Regions from separate parts of the Mus musculus genome. Here region 2 is linked to region 1. Evidence: chromatin loops called from intact Hi-C (ENCODE). Cell type or tissue: left cerebral cortex. All regions are shown on one strand. Each heading gives the region's core, and the rest is flanking DNA. Links, peaks and the distances in the headings are about the cores only. Region 1 has its middle 36 kb from the start of Gm28441. Region 2 overlaps Gm31515 (a long non-coding RNA gene).

Region 1 (8,327 bases), core at 48-8,047:
TTGTTTTGGTTTTAAATGCAGACAAAGAAGCAAGGAATCCCGCGCTTCCTCCCCTTCTCCATCACGTTCTTCTCTGTCTCTTTCCACACTCAGAACTTGCTGTTTAGACAACTAAGTTCCGGGCATAGATCCTCATCTGCCCTTTTGCAAATGGAGAAGAAGTCTCACTCCCATCCTGTCACCTCATCTGCCTCCTATAGGAAACCATTTATTCTTTCTGATTTATTATTTGGGTACATGTGTATATACCCAAATATACACATATGCACACACACACACACACACACACACACCTTTCTCTTTTTTGAGACAAGGTTTTCCTATGTATCTCAGGCTGGCCTCTAATTCACAGCACTCCTCTTGCCTTAAGCTTGCAAGGTCTGGGACTATAAGCGTACACCACCATATCCAGCTTTAGTTACATTCTTATGAATGGGTAGAAAGATGGTTCCATTACAAATGCACCTCGACTCACCTTACACACACATCTTCCCTTATTTGTGGACAAGCATCTTTGGGATAAGACTCGGGCTCCGTGTAAATGCATGTGTAGCCTGTTGGATATTGCCAGCATCCCCTGTCGGAGTTGTACTGCTTTGCACTCCTGACACAGAGTCTACAAATGAGCCAGACCTCACAGTGAGTGCCCTGAGCTGAGCACTGGGAGCCCAGCCAGAGTCCGGGACCTGTCTAGCAGCAAGCACACCTTCTCAGCCCCAGGGCGTGCCCTGGGCAATGGCAGGAAGGCAGGAAGAGGATGGCTTCAAGGATGCCATTCCAGGCCATTTTCCCAAACTGTGTATGAAACTTTCCCAAATTCACGTGTGAAACTTGGTAAACCAGGAGAAAAGGGAGGAGTGAACGAGCCGGTGGTGGGAGAGAGGGCAGAACCCAGGTCCTCGGTTCTCAGCCCCCTTTTCCTCAGTTCTCTCTCTCTCTCCCTGCTCCACACTGACCAACAGACACTTCCCTGAGCAGAAGCCATTGGCTCTGACTCTAAGTAGGTCCATTCCTGCTTTTACACGTGCAAAAGAAATAAGTCAGTGGAACAAGAGCAGCTCGTGGTAGGAAAAGAGGAGTCAAAGAGATGCTGGGAGAGGAAACAGAGTATAAGACATTCCACACAGCTCTCCTGGACTCTAACCCCAGGGCACGCTCACTTGTATGCCCTGAGAAATGGGGAAACGATTTAGTCATTATGGAAAACATCACTCAGGTTCCTCAAGCTGGAGTTGAGCACTTGCTTGGCATGCAAGAGGCCATAGGTTCGATTCCCAGCACCGCACAAACAGAATTAGAAATGGAACCGCCATGCGACCCAGCAATCGCACTGCTAGGTATGCATGTGAAGGAAACGAAATCAACACAGAGACATCTGCCGGCTCTGTCTATTGCAGCACCATTCACAACAGGGAGGAGATCAAAACAACCCGAGTACCCATCAGTTGATGGACTGGTAAAGAAAACAGGGCACTAATATACTAGAGTGTTCAGCCATGAAAGAACAGCAACCTGTCATTTGTATTTGCAACAACACAGAAGGAACTCGAGGCCCCTCATGTTAAGCGAAACCAGGCATGGCGAGACAGATACAGATGGCCCCGTGTGGAATCTGGAAAAGCTGATTTTACAGAGTTGAGATGGAATGGTGGTTGCCAGGTTTGGGGGGTGGGGAGAGAAGGATGAAGACAGGATGATGGACACCTCCTAGCTGGAGTTAGAGAGGAGTAAATATGTTCTGTTGTTCTATTCGAATGATAGGACTGGAGAAAATGATAGTGTGCTGTTCATGTACAAGAAATCACCTTTGAATTGCTCTTTTCTTCCCCACCGCAAGGAAATGATAAATAGTCTATATTTGAATAGAACAAAAATATGTATGATCCTGTGTCAATTTAGAATGACGTGTATACCATCTATTTTCTAGAGGGGGAAAAGAGTGGAGAAATGCTGTTAGTCCAGTAAGAATGCACCTAGAGAGTACCTGCCCCACCCTATCCTCTTCATCCTACTTCTCCTGGAAAGGGGGATGGATGAGAGGATCAGGCAATGGGCTGGGTGGGTGGCATCTCTGGGAGGCACTTGCAGGGAAGGAACACAGATGGCCTGGCAGATACCCTTCTAGGAAAGGGCAGGCTCAGGGTGGGGCCCATCACCTGTAAGGTAGTATCAAGCTTCTTGGGCTCCTAGGCACCCCAAATAAACAAACTCTCCATCTCCTTTCAAAGTTTGGTAGATCTTAATGAGGGGTGGGGGGAGGGGTGGTCCTGAGGCCCAGAACACTGAATAAAGAGCAAAGAACCATGGGTACCGAGAGGAGTCAACTTAGTAGTCTCAGCTGGCAGTCTGAGCTGCTGACAGGCAAGGCTGGGGAAGAGCTAGCCTAGGTCCCCCTTCCTCTCTAGATCTTATAGAAACTGAGAGTGTGACATAAGTCAGGCCCCTGCTGTTCCTGCTCAGGGACCTTACTCTACCCAGCAGCAAGCCTTGGGTAGATTCTGACTCTTCTAGTTCAGGGGTGCAAGGGGGGTGGGGTGGGATGTGTGTGCTCACTTAGTACCCTCTTTCTGACTCTCTTCAGACATCAAAGACCATAGCTGTGTGACAAATCTGACTCAGCCACTCCTTCCCACTGTCTCGGTAGTGAGCAGGGTTCCCAGAACAAGGAGAAGCTATAGAACAGAGGGCAAACCAGGGGCCCCTTCTGATACCTCGCATGCAACTGACTCTCCGCATGCTAACACTCCACCCCTCGGGACTAGCAAGATGGACCTGTAGATAAGGTCCCCTCCCTCGAAGCCTCTCCTGACCTGAGTGTGGGTGCCCTGGACCCACATCATACAGAAGAGAACACATTGTCCTCTGACCTCCAGATGCACCCTCCCTCCCAGATGTTTTTTAAGAAATTAAGCTGCCCTTTTCTTCTCACAAGTGTTGACTGAGTGCCTCTGTATGTCTCAGCACTGTGCTAGAAGCTGGGAATGTGAGGGGTGAGACAAACTAAGCTCCTTCAACTTGACCTTGGATCCAGGGACACAGAGATGGAAAATGGAAGGGGAAGGGAATGAGGGACCGGCAGGGACTGGAAGGCCAGAAGCCTCTACTCCTTCTAAGCCCTTTCTCCTGAGGGAGTACTCAGAGGGCAGAACCAGGCAGGAGGGTGGAGCCAGCTGCTGACAGGCTGACAATAGGGCGGGCCACAGAGGCAGCTAGAGGTGAGGGGGCCCAAATTCTGAATCAATATTCCCAGCCCCTCCCGGTTGCACAGCTGGGAGCAACAGCTGGCCTGAAAAGCAGTCACCACAGCTGCCCTAGAGGCAGGACACAAGACCACTAGAGCAGGTGCCCTAGTGCGCTTATCTAAGCAGGCATTTCAGGAAGCAGCCATCCTTGTCTACCAGTGTCTGCCCCCAGGATTCTCTCCTCCCCTTCCTATAGAATAAGGACATCAATTCTTCCTGGGGCTGGAAATACAATTAGGTTACAGTGGCAGAGAGGTACAGTCTGAGCCATCACCAAACACTCCAAATGAAGGCGTACTCTTGAGGCTTTCCTGGTTACCCTTAAACTCTCCTAGCCTCTGTCTCTTTCCCAGGGTCTCTGCAAGGCTTTTTCTCATAACCCAGACAGGTAGCTGGCTTAGCTAGCTTGCCTGATTCATAGGGCCCTCTTGTGAAATCTCCCCTTTCCCCTAGGCCCCTTTCCATGCTGATCCCTGCCTGGAACAACCCTGGTCTTCTCCCTTCCAGATAAGGAGGACCCAGAGCAAGGGGGTGGGGGTGGGGTTACAGGAAAGGGTCTCTAGTTAGGAAGAACCAGGAATAGGAGGAGCTGGGGGGGGAGAGCAGGTGGATCTGAAGACTCCCTGCCAGACACCCCAACTGGAGGAGGAGATAGTTGGTCTGCAGAATAGGGACTTCTTTTCCCTCCCTTCAGTCCCCTCTCCCCTCTTGGTATCACAGTGACTGCCTGATTCTCCATCTGACACAGAACCCACCCTCCCTGGCCAGCACATGCTGGCACGGGGTCTGGAGGGGATTGTGAGTCCTGTAGGAGTGCCCTGGAAGGAGGAGGCTCTAGCCAGGGCTGCCTGTCTCTGCTCCCAGGATTTATCGGGGAATGGGGGGGGGGGTGTCCTTCCATCTCTTCCACCCAGCTGGAAAAGAAGCAAGGAGGCACTCTTTCTAGGGTGGACCAGAGAGCAGGGTTCAACTCATCTTGGGAAAAGATGTCAAGTGGCCCCCAGGTCCAAGACAGGGAGAGAGGAAAGGGTGGGAGGCAATCTCAGCCTTAATGGTAACCTCTTATGGGACCTGTTCAAGGACCCTCTCAAGGGTCAGCGGCCCAAGCCAACAAGCCCCACAGCCTGGGGCTTGAAACTGAAAACTTTTCAAGTCCCTTCTCCTGCATTCCCTATAGACGCAGAGATGCGTGGGGCGGTGCCCTCAGAGACACTCATACAGTTGGTTCTGGACGCTTACACTCACTCAAACAACAGCAGTGCGAGGGAACTCCCAGCTTTTTCCACAGCTAATTATAGACGTCAAAGTCTGAGGATGTTTTGTAAGCCTCAGAGAGAAACTGCTGAGGTTTCTATGCAAAGCCAAAGAAATTGAATTTGTGTACTCCTGGTTCCCACCCTCCAACTTCTCCTAGCCCATCTCCACCATGGCCCCAGGGTGCCCCCTCCCTGGCCCCCAAGGCCTTCCTTCCCGCTTAAGATTTATTTGGATCTGTTTCGCTCCCCTATCTCTCTTTGGGGCTTTCGAGAAAGGGAACAGACGCGGAAAATATTTTTTTTCCGCAACAGTTTTCCATTCTGCGGCTGGTTCCCAAGCCAAGGGGGAGGGGGAGGGCAGGAGCGGGGAGGGAGGTCGGCTGGAATAAATACTTCTTCCAAGAGCTTAATTTGGGTGCGAAATAGGCACTCCCTCCATTCCCGCCCCCCCCCCCAATCCCACGATCCAGAGGAAAACGCAAAAAAAAAAAAAATCACTTGTTTGATTAATTCTTCGGAACCCAGGGAAGAAATATAATGTTGAAGAAATCACTCTCCATCTTCCTCCACACACACACACACCTCTCTCTCCCATTCTGACATTCCACCCCTCCCAGAATTTGCTAGCTTGAGGAAATTCGGGATCTTTGAAAAGCCGTTGAGAGGCAAGAAAGAAACAAAGTTTGCAAACCCCGAGCCAATTCATTCTCTTCAAGCCTACCTCTCTTTCTAGCAAAGATCCAGGTGTCTCCGAGCGGGACCGTCCCTCCGTGTTTCCATGGACCGAGTAGGGTGGGGTGGCCACCCACCGCTCTCCCCAGTGTGGCAAACCACCTAGTGATGCTGGCTTTGCGCTCTGGCCTTTCAGCTGGGGGGAGTGGGCTGGGTCTTCTTCCCCAACCTTTCCACGCGAAGGACCGTCCCTGGGAGAAAATGGGTGCAGGGAGCTGGGCGGGTGTCTGATCTCGCTGTCTTCGGAGGGATGGACCCCCAAGAAGTTCGTGCCCCCACCCCACCCCCCAGCCTAGGACAGTCTCAACAGCAGAGCTGTCTTAAGAAAATGCTTGTCATGGCAACAGCTCCAGCCAACTCCGGCCAGACTGGGGCTCCCCAGCTCTCTCCCCCAGCAGAGCAGGAGGAGAAAGGGGCGGAGCGCGAGCCAGCGGGGGTGGGGCTTGGCGAAAGGCCAGAGCATTGCTCAGCTCTTAAGGTGGCCCAAGTACAAGGCGCGGCGGGATGATGCTACACGTTCGGGTCTTAAGGCGGAATGGGGAAGGCTATGGGGAATCCTCTATCTTCTTGGCTTTCCTCCTGCGCTGTTTCTTACTTGTTGACAGGAGCAGAGCAGGACTGTGTGTGGGTGGAGGTGGGAGTGGATGTGGGCAGCGGTCTTCAACCGTTGCTATGTGGAGGGGAAATAAAGGAAGTGTCTGCAAGCCTTTCTGCTTCCTGCAGCTCCTCCAGGTCTCTCGATCTCTGACTGAATTAGACCCAGGCCCCAGAAACCTGAGGAAGCTGTGGGCATTCGCCCTACTGACCCCGTCTGAACTGGGAGTTCACTGGCAGACTATTGCTCAGAGTGCCTCCACACCCTTTCACACACAGATCACAGACTGCTCTCTCTTGCCTGTGTACCCAACCAAAGGCATGGCCACAGGGTACAGACCAGCTTCTTGCCTATGTATTGGTTGCACACCCAAACTTTTGCATCTACAATATTGTTTCTAGTTGTCCTGGCAGTCTCATTACTTAGTCCTTATTTCATGGTTGGGGAACTTAAAAGATTGAGTGACTTGCCCAAAGTTAATCTGGTTAATGACAGCTAGGATTCAAGGGCAGGTCAGACCCATTCCAGTGCCCACGAGCTTTTCCTCCCCACTGTAGCACACTATGTCACACATTTCCATCCTAGACTGTATGCACTGAGACATTCATACCCACTTAGACATAGCCTATAAACTGTTAACCACACCCCCGTGCCACCCACCTGCCAGCATTGTGCAACAGTATCACCCATAGCTTTTGCATGGAACCTTATGCCTTTCAAGTACTAACATGCACCATCAGCTGGCTCACACAACATATCTTCATTGACTGATACATTCCCACACCCACCTCGGCAGGCACACTCACTCCTGTTTATATATATGCTTATGAAAGGCAGGCTAACGTAACCTCACAGGTTATAGTGGAGAACGGGATTATCATAGCTTCAAACCTATTCATCAAGCTTCAAAAAGGCCCCCACAGCTAAGCCAGGCATTATGGAGTACTCCTCCTAGCAGTCAGAAGGCTGAGGCAGGAAGACTGTTAAGAGTTTGAGGCCAGCCTGGGCTACATGATGGCTACTGGACCAGCTATAACTACACAGCAAATGAAATTGTGTCACCAACAAACAAGCAAACATACACTCGCAACCAACGCCATATGTCACATCACACCTGTGCTTCTTTGTTCGTTCCTGCCCTCTGACACAGAAGCTTGTGTGCAGGAAGAAAGAAAAGCTGTGAATAAGACCAGAAATCTTTTCCAACTTCCTGTAATCCCGTCCGTTTTTCTTCTTTTTCCTCTTCTTCTTCTTCATCTTTGTCTCCATCTCCGTCTCTGTCTCCCTCTCCTTCTCCCCCCTCCTTCTTCTTCTGAAAGACTTTATTTTTTTATTTATATGGATACACTGTAGCTATTTTCAGACACACAGTAGAAGAATGCATCCAATCTCATTACAGATAGTTGTGAGCCACCATGTGGTTGCTGGGATTTGAACTCAGGACCTCTGGAAGAGCAGTCAGTGCTCTTAACCTCTGAGCCATCTTTCCACCCCACCCCACCCCACCCCCTCTAAGTTCTTAATGCTATTGACTTCATTTTGTCTGTTTTGTGTTTTGAGACTCATGTAGCCCAGGCTGGCCTCAAACTCATTATGTAGCTGAGGCTGGCCTCCATCTTCCTATCTCTACTGCCTACTTACTGGGATCTTAAGCACGTGTGACCACACCTAACTGTTTCCCAGTAACTGATCTACCTCCTATTTCTGAGCTAGGGAGAAGTTAAACAAGCAAAACTAAAGGAAATTATTTGGAGCAGCTTGGCTCAGAACTCAGGAGTTCCTCTCTGTAGCCAAGATTATCTGCCACCTGTCTAACGTGGAAACAAGATCCAGAATAAGCCCCTGCCTGCAATGGTGCCTTTTCTCCTTAGCCAGGCCCAGTCACAAGCCCACCCCGGCAAGGTAAGGAGAGATTTGCTCTGCGGAAAGAAAGCAAGCATTACTTCCTAAGATGTCCCCCTGGGGTTTTAGCTCTTCCCCTTGAAGCACTTAGAAGACACTAAAGGTGACATTGTTTTCATATGTCCCCATACCTCCAACACCTCTGGTCTCCCTCCTATCCCTAGGCATTCCACTGGAAGACAGGAGGGTGCCTCTGCAGTAGGCCATACCAGAGTGTCAACTCCAGGACCTCCTGTCAGTCATCAGTCATTGGGTAGACTGGAAAGGAGAGGGAGGGGAGACAGCTGGACAGACTCAGAGCTAATAGCTTGTCAGGTTCCCTGCTGGATAGCAGCCTTGTGACATTTCAGTGCCCAAGTGAGTGTCAGCTGCATCTTTATCATGAGAAAGCTGGTCTCTTTAAATGTATGCGAGGATTTTTCCAGCTTTCAGCCATGGTAGAAGTGGAGGCATTGCCTAACTGTTTGGTAAACTTGGCTTGGGGAAAAACAGCTTAGAGCAGATGTGTGATCCTACTAAAGGAGTACTTTGGCTGCCTGGCCAATGGGGGCCACGGCTGATACCTCATCATAGATTGCTAGGATGTGAAAAGCAAGACCC
Region 2 (8,327 bases), core at 312-8,311, 84 kb after region 1:
TCCCTCATGTGTAAAATGAAGGTTTTGAGAGTCTATTCAATTGGAGTGGACAGAGAGGCTGCCTCGCTGACATTGACTCCTCAGCTCCTAAGGCAGAGCCCGTGGCAGACGTTGGCCTCTTCGCTTCCCATCTGCCCTCTTCACCCTGCGCCTCGCACAGGTCACGTGCTCTTGAAGGGAAGCAACTACATTTGTTTTCCTTTCAGGGTGCATCCTGCCCTCTACTCAGCCTCTGAAAATAGATCGGACTTCTACTTCAGGTCAGTGATTTCTACCCAACTCCATTCCACAACCCACTTTTGGTCTAGCAGTGCCGTATAGATCTGTTTAATGTATTAGCAATGCTCTTAGAAGAGTCTGGTGGTATTAAGAATGGGTCTTCTTATACATTGTTAAGATAATGTTTCAGATTGAATACATGAATGGTAAAATTCCTTAGGTTAACTGACAGACAATATACATGAACAATGTGTAAATATTAATGTATTTCTCTTCTTTTCTTTCTTTCTTTTTTTAAAATGTATTTCTTTTCTGGTGACTTTTTTCCCCCAGTTTTGGAGACTGAGCCAAGACAGCTCTTGCTAGTTAAATGCTACACCTCTCCACTCTATCCCTGGCCCAATGCATCCTTCATTATGACGATTAAACCCAAAGAAAGTATCCTCCATACATAAAAGAGTGAGTCGCACAAGGACGTTTGTTGCCTTGTTAGAGATAATAAGAAAAGAGTGGGAAAACCTGTAAGTTCAACCCTAACAAGAGAAATGATGATTAACAAGAGAGTTGCCTTCTTAAGCTTATGAGGTACCTGGAGCCATCAAATTCAGACAGACAGAGAGAAAAAAGGGACCAGAGGAAGAGGGCCAAGCTGATACAGTTGAGTAGATACGGAATTCTGGAAGAGGGCAATGGTGATGCTCACACAACATGAATTACCTTGACGATGCAAACGATGCCAACTGTACACATGAAAACCTAAAAACAAAGGGTCTGGAGTTCCAGAGGCGGAGGCAGGAGATCGGGAGCCTGAGGCTAGACCATAGTGCAAAGCCTTGTTTCAAAACAAAACAAAAGTAGCAAAATGCATGCTGTGTGTATTTTACACAGCTGAAGAACTATATATACCCTGGGCTGTGAGTGTCAAACTGAGCAGTAAAGGGTTGTTTGTCTGGCAGCCCCTGAGCCTGTGGGTATGGGGGGGGGGGATATGAGTGCTGGAGAAGTCTAAAATATTTTTTAAAAATTCCCTTTTCTAAAATTTAATTCATTTAACTAGAATTCATCTGGAGTGTGGGATAGGAGATATGACTGAAACGAGAATAATATGCTTCATTTATGTCATGAAGCAAGTAAATAAGAGTACACACACACACACACACACACACCCACACGTCTAGGTATTATCTATCCTTCGAGTGTTGGTCTGAACTGGGACTTATAGTCCCATAGATTCCACTGATTTGCCTGAGATAACACAGACAGGTATCTATGTGCCTGGATTTTGCATGCTGAGGCTGGGTTTCTCTGATGGACAGGTGGCTGGGTCCTGTGTGGATGGTGTGGGTAGCGCCCTTTTCTAACAAACTTTTCTTCAGATTTGTCCCTATGCCCAAGAGAACTCTTCTGGCAGGGAGTAGCTGAGGAAACCAGTTCAGTTATTTTTAGGCCTTTGAGAGCCACTGGACAAACGAGTCAATTATCTAAGTTTGTCACGAGAGAGGCTCACTGGGTTGGAATCACGTCCTCACCACTACAAGGAGAGCATTGTCCATGATTAAGATTTAGTGCAAGTGGGCAAGAGAGATGCTGTCTCCAGGCTAGGGCCTCCTTCATGCTTGTCAACGCTGCATGTTAAGCAAGGTTTGGTAGCTTACTCCTGTGATTCTGGCATTTCGAAAGCTGAGACAGGAAGATCACCTAGAAGTTTGAGGAGAGCCCAGGCTACATAGTGATTTCCGGGCTCGCCTAGGCAACATCGCAAGAGCCGGTCTCTCTGTAGCAAGTGAAAGGCAAAAGAACTGCTGAAAAATATCTTCAGGTTCGGTAAGGGACTCAAATACAAGAAAGGGGAAGGAGCCAAATATACTTGGGAGGGACTGGGTGTGAGAAAGGAGTCCTGGGCCAGGACTTTCCCTAGTCAGTCCTGTTCATCTGGGTCTGCTATGGGCTAGGTTTAGGGTTTCAGAGGCAATGTCAAAGCAGGGCTAAGAGTAAGGCAGTGCAGGGAGGTACTTAATCCAGATGGGGATCTGCCCTGCAAGGACTTACTTTGGGCAAATTATTTAGCCACCTCTGTGACTCGGTTTCTCACCTGCCTTCAGAGTCTCAGCAAGAATGAAAGGAACTGCAAAGTGCTTAGAGCAGTTCTTAGCCTGTGGGTCGTGACCCTTTGGGGGTCAAACGACCCTTTCACAGAGGTCACCTAAGACCATCAGAAAACACAGATATCTACATTAGGATTCTACAAAAATAATTTTATGGTTGAGGGTCACTACAACATAAGGGGTCACAGCATTAGGAAGGTTCTGAACCAGTGGCTTAGCGCAGCGGCACATGCAGTGGAAGTTGTTTATAAGAGAGGGTCTGTAAACTATTGGCTTCATGAGGCTCACACAGTGAAAAAGTCTTGAAGCCCAGACTGGGGCTCTACAGTTACCTCCCCCTTACCTAAGTTCTCACTGGCCTCTCCTCCCCACTAAGATCTCCTTCACCTCCTCCCACCCAGCAGGGAAACTTTTGTTCCCACTGATAGATGAGGCAATTGTAGGGGCTGTAGAACTACAGAGGTGGGAGCATGGGTGCTGCCAGGCTGCCTGCCTTCGCTGGCGGCCTGTGTGCTCCTGGTGGGCTCAGAGGCAAAGGCATGCCACGGAGGCAGATTAATATAATCACTGTATTACCAGCCCCGCTCCCTCCCTCCCCCACTCTTCCCTTAATGGTGATGATTATACTTATTAGAGGTTCAGCTGCCAATGGTTACTGGCTCTCCCTGCTCTAGCGTTTTAATAGGAATTTGGAGCTATTGTTGTTAACACAACCTTCTGCGGGCCCCAGGACAGGTGCAGAGCAGGGCACTGGGACCTTTTCAGCCAGGCAGGCAAGGTCCCTAGGGTCCTGGTGTCCCACAGGACGCTCAAAACTCAAATACATCTTGCTTCTGTCTGGTGTCAGAAGAGGGGACTGGGGACCTCCTAGGCCTCTTCTCTTTGCAGGGGTTGAGTGGCGGCAGGTGCTTCTAGCTGGAGCTGGGTAATCTTGATGAACTACCAATCCTTCTGATGCCTGGAAGGCTTCTGTGCCCTTTAGCGGTCACCTGGCATCCTCCCAACCTGCCCCCGCCCCCACTCCCCCCATGGAGATCAGAAGGATCACTGGAGGGTGACATTGTAGCCTGGCTGGGATGTAACCGTGACACTCTGACCAGGGCTAGGATGGGAGTGAAATGAATTTCAGATGGCTGGAGGTGGGGCCCATGGGATGATAAACTTTCAGGAGAGGGGTGACCCCAGGAGAACGGTCTGCAACTCAATTTCCAGAGCTGCCCTGAGGCCTCTCAGAACCCACAGCGCCCTCACAGGCTCATCACGTGGCAGAATGACAATAGTTTGTTTTGGTTGGACTTTGTTCTTCAAACAAGGCAAGTCCTCTGTGCATACCTTTAAGGTTAATCCCGGGGCAGCCCAGACAGGGATAGTATCTCGCATTATAGATATAAATAAACCACAAGAACATAACTCACTAACTGGCAGGACTAAAGTTCAAACCCAGACTCTTCACATGTTAGCCAGGTGAGGCTGTACCTTAGAAGGGACTGCGTCTAAGGCAGTTGTCTCTGTGTTTCCCACTGGGTGAAGCAGGTGTGACATGTGTGTTAGTTGGTGTCTATCCAGCAGGAGCAAGAGGGTTGACTCGGAGCCAGGGAGGGTTAAGTGGAACCAGCAAGGAAATTGGAAATTGGAGCAGAGCCTTGGTTTCTAAGACCAGGGGGAAGCCCAAGCCCATGTAGGGACTGCTCTTCAGGACCTCTGGATTCTTGGCCTTGGAGGAAGAGTACCACCCCATAGCATAGATGCAGGCCTGGCAGTGGGTGTGTGAAGTGTACAAAGAGGCCTCCGAAGGTCTTGGGTCCTACAGTCATGCCTCCCTCCCTGGCCTTCCTAGAGCCCATTTGCTGGACAGGTGGTCTTGAAGACTTGGATCTGGGTGGGATGGGAGAAAGTGGGAGAGGAGAGGGGCAAGCAGGGTGAACTCTGAGCAGGCTGCCTCTGAGGGCTGAGTGAGATCAGGCTGGGCCTCTGATAAGGAAAACAGACAGTGCTCGCCCTATTAGCCAAGGGCAGCTGTTCTCTGGTCTCTCTGACCCATCCATCACCACGTGTCCTAGTCCCCAGAGCTCTGGTGTTGAGGAGTCCCCGCTTTTCTCCATGGAGACCCAGAGAATGCCCAGATTTGAGCAGAACTCATCTATCCGGAGTATGGCAGGGGAGCAAGTCGAAAGTGGACAGGTGTTAGAGAAGTGAGCCTCACCTGTGAAGGAAGAAGAGGCTAGACCCTCATCGAAGTCATCTTCCAGCTTCTCACCTTCAGAAGCATACTGACTGTGGGCATCCTCTTATCCTTTCTACAGATGTGTTTTGGGCAACGCAAGGCCTCTCCCTGTTCTGCTAAGCAGCCATATGCAAGGGGTGGCCCTGCCTGGCTCATTTGGCCAGTTTGCTTGCTGTCTTCTCTACCAGCTCTTCCAGTCTATTCTACTCAGAATATGTCTCTAACTGTTGACAGTACCACCTGCTACCGTTGCTCCAGAGTCTAAGCTCCTGGGACAGGGTCCATATTTGATCCACTAATGTAAGCCCCGTGCTTACAATTACGGGGGGTACAGGAGGTGGGCCTGAGATCTGAGATGCTCTATAATTTTAACTGCCCCATGTTCCACTTTCAGAGAGACTGGTAATTAAGCATTCAGATTACCCTTTTCCTGACATTTGTTGGGCAGGAGAGACCAATAATACCAGAGGACCAAGCATCCCACCCTGTTAGCTGATTTGTAAGAAGCGGAGCTCCTGTGGCTTCCTGCTCCTCGGCTCCTCTGCTTCCAGCAGCTGACAGGAGTGAGTAGGAGGAGGCCAATGTTAACCTGTCAGCTTCCCTGACGTCCTGTGTGCACACGGAATGAACGGACAAATGGAATTCACAGGCCGGGAAGAGTAGGCTGAAGCCTTGCCCATCACACCTACAGACTCCTGTGCCTGCCAGTGAGCTGAAATTGCAGGCTGACTCCCAGAGATGCTGGCTGCAGTTATTTTTTTCTACCTTGAGCCCTTGGGGTGGAGTTCTGAAAGGACAGGATCCTAGGAGACAGGCCTTACCTCTGCTCGCTGCTTGGGCCCAGTGTCTGCCTGTGCTGTCGGAGAAAGCTAGGTTGGATGGAAACCTGGAGCTGGGACCTGGGCTGTTACTGAGGCACTGGGACACCAGACAGGAAGTGGAGCTGCCTGTGAGTGGCCTACTCCTCAGAAGAGCCTGGGAGCTTTCTAAATCCATGGCTCCAAAGAGAGAGAAAGGCGACTCTGCAGACCCTCGATTTTTCTCCCGTTCCTTTCACCTGTACCCTATCATTATGTGTCACAGAATAGAGGACCCAGCTGAAGAGAGGCGGCAGAGAGCTGTGTCCAGCTTCCCTCGCTCACCCAGCCCCCTAGCCTCTCGTTTCTAGGTTACTCTGCTTCCATATTTCTCTCCCGGATGCTCCCCGCTGGCCTCTGCCACCCCAACAGCTCTTGCCTCCTCATCCATCATCTGGTTACAGGGCACCGGAGTCCATCTCACAGAGCCAACCTCCTGCCCCAGGCCTCCAAGGAAGAGGGCTCAGCTGTCAGAGAAAAGAGTGTTTTCCGAAGGGGTCAGAGCACCAGGCCCTCCAGGATGGATGGCTATAAATTATGGATGTCACGTCCCAATTGGTCTCACAGCTCAGGAACCACAGAAAGTGTCTCTGCCTCTCCATCCTAGGCGCCTCTCCTGTCTGGTGTCCCTTTAGCATGCATTCCTGCATTCATTTCATATGGAGCCCATTCCTATGTTGATGTTACCTGCGCGTGCGTGCGTGCGTGTGTCTGTGTAAGGTTCTCACGCATGCCCTCTACATCAAATCCAGAGTTCTCTGAGCATGAAGGTTCTGTCTCTTCTATTGGTTAGAGCCCAGTTAGAGAGAGCTGATGGCCAGCCCCATCCAGTGGACCCTCTGTAGAGTGGCTGCTATGACTCTGATGGATGACAGAATAAAGACTGGTTCGTCCTTAGGAAGACCCAAGACATGAGTGAATGGGGGACTAGGTGGGCAGCCGTGAGCCCAGACTGCACCTGAGCAGCACCTCTCCCATGGTCTGAGGTAGAGTTTTACTGCTGTGAGCAGGCACTATGACCAAGGCAACTCTTTTTTCTTTCTTTCTTTTTCTTCTTTTTTTTTTTTTTGCTTTTCAAGACAGGGTTTCTCTGTGTAGCCCTGGCTGTCCTGGAACTCACTCTGTAGACCAGGCTGCCCTCGAACTCAGAAATCTGCCTGCCTCTGCCTCCCAAGTGCTGGGATTAAAGGTGTGTGCCACCACTGCCCGGCCCAAGGCAACTCTTAGAAGAACAGCATTTAACTGGGGCTGGCTTATAGGTTCAGAGATTCAGCCCATTATCATCAATGCAGTAATATGGCGGCATCCAGGCAGCCATGATGCAGGAGGAGCTGAGGGTTCTACATCTTCATCTGAAGGCTGCTAGCAGAATATTGACTTCCAGGCCACCTCACAGTGCCACACCTACTCTCACAAGGCCATACCTACTCTAACAGGGCCACACCCTCTAATAGTGTGCCCCTCCCTGGGCTGAGCATATACATACCACAGGCAGTCTGCAAAGGTCTGCTGGGAGAAGGCTGCCGCCACCCGCCACAGCCACCGCCACTGCCACCGCCACCCTCTTCCTCCCTAGCTGGTGGCCAGGTTCTCCAGCTGTTCTTGCCTGCAAGGTTTCTCTTCTGCTCACAAACCCCTGTGGCATCTCCCGCGTGTCTCTGGCCACATGCTCTTCCCACAGGGTATTTCTGCCTCTGACCCCCCCATCCTTCCCTGAAGTCAGCTGACTCTGCTGCCGAAGAACCCCACCTCTGTGAAACCTTGACAGTTCTTGGAGTACCTGCTACCCCTTGTGTAGGCTAATCTTGCTGCCATTGCTCTGTCCCACAGGGCAGGCCTCCTGGCCACTTAGTACAGCCAACTATAGTGACGAGTTCTCTTTAACTCTACTTTTCCAGAATTTCCCAAATCCCCACCTGACCAGATGCCAACCTCACAAAGCTCACCAGAGTCTTTGTCCTGTGTTCTGCCTGCCCCTGGCCATATCCCCACACCTCCAGCTTGGCTCTGGCTGTGCCCCACACCCTGCTGGGCTCTCTGGTTGCACAACCCTGGGTCAGGAGTGCCATCCTGTTTCAGAGCACTCTGCCCTGGGTTCTCTTCCCTTCAGGATACCATCTCTCATCTCTCCGCCCACACGGACTAGCTGCTCCCCTGGGTGCTGCTGCTGCCGTGAGAGCCTCTGTCGCCTCAGTTACCACATTGTATCTTAATGGTTTATTCATGCCTCTGTGGCACATCCCTCCCCTTGTGTCTCATATCCTCAGCTCCAGGATTCCCGGCACAGAATGACTCCCAAGTCCTGAACGAACGTGAAAGGCTAAGAATGAGGAAAGGATTTGGAGTGACAGGTTGGGGGGACACCAATATTCATAAATAAGGACCACGCAGGTGGGTCGGAGGGGCAACTTGGAGATGAGCTAGAAGATAGCATCAGATTCAGGCACTGGGGTCCGGGCATGGAGGGGGGGCATGAACACCCTCCCCAGTCTTCCCGTCAGCACCTTCTCAAAGCGAAGAAAATAAACCTGTTTTCCTTATGACAACCTTGGTCTGATGATAAACCTTCCCAGCTTCCCAGGAGGTGGCAGAGACTCTGATTGGTGGGAAGAAGGCTGGAGGAGGAAAAGCAAAAAGAGAGGAGAGAGATGGGAGGGAGGGGGAGCGAGGGAACTCGCCTGCTTGTTCTGTATGCTGATTACTGACGTGGGAAAGGCGCGCAGCAGGTTCTGCTGGGAGGCATTTATTGCGCATGAGAAAGCAGGCTGCCTGTTAAAAAACTATCTCCAGGCCGGAGGGGAGAAGAGGAAGCCGCAGGGGCCCCACAGGGCAGAGGACTGCTCTTGCCCTGGAGCTGTAGGGTGGGAAGGAGAGAGGGACTGGAACCTTGGTTCCTCTGGGTACCACAGTCACTGGGTGGGA

What was found. Hi-C counts contacts between places; a loop is a spot of excess contacts. Peaks named below come from ENCODE experiments on the same cell type or tissue, not always from the same donor. Only the 100,000 strongest peaks of a DNase experiment are listed, where the experiment ranks them.
Region 2: a loop joins it to region 1, with 2.7 times the contacts of the local background. A loop is called at or near these places in 17 of 42 quality-filtered maps.

What each region holds. Positions count from the first base shown.
Region 1 is chr1:133,795,418-133,803,744 of GRCm38, forward strand. It overlaps a transcript of Atp2b4 not described here. Among named protein-coding and RNA genes, the nearest start is that of Gm28441, 36 kb to the right of the region's middle. In left cerebral cortex, for the core only: no CTCF peak of the experiment used is centred there; DNase peaks (open chromatin) are centred at 4,512, 5,673 and 6,501; H3K4me3 peaks cover 3,489 bases; H3K27ac peaks cover 1,633 bases.
Region 2 is chr1:133,879,114-133,887,440 of GRCm38, forward strand. It overlaps Gm31515 (a long non-coding RNA gene), which reads left to right. Exons shown (of 3, transcript XR_878539.1): 2 at 207-260. Among named protein-coding and RNA genes, the nearest start is that of Gm31515, 24 kb to the left of the region's middle. In left cerebral cortex, for the core only: no CTCF peak of the experiment used is centred there; DNase peaks (open chromatin) are centred at 5,205, 7,607 and 8,065; H3K4me3 peaks cover 263 bases; H3K27ac peaks cover 2,716 bases.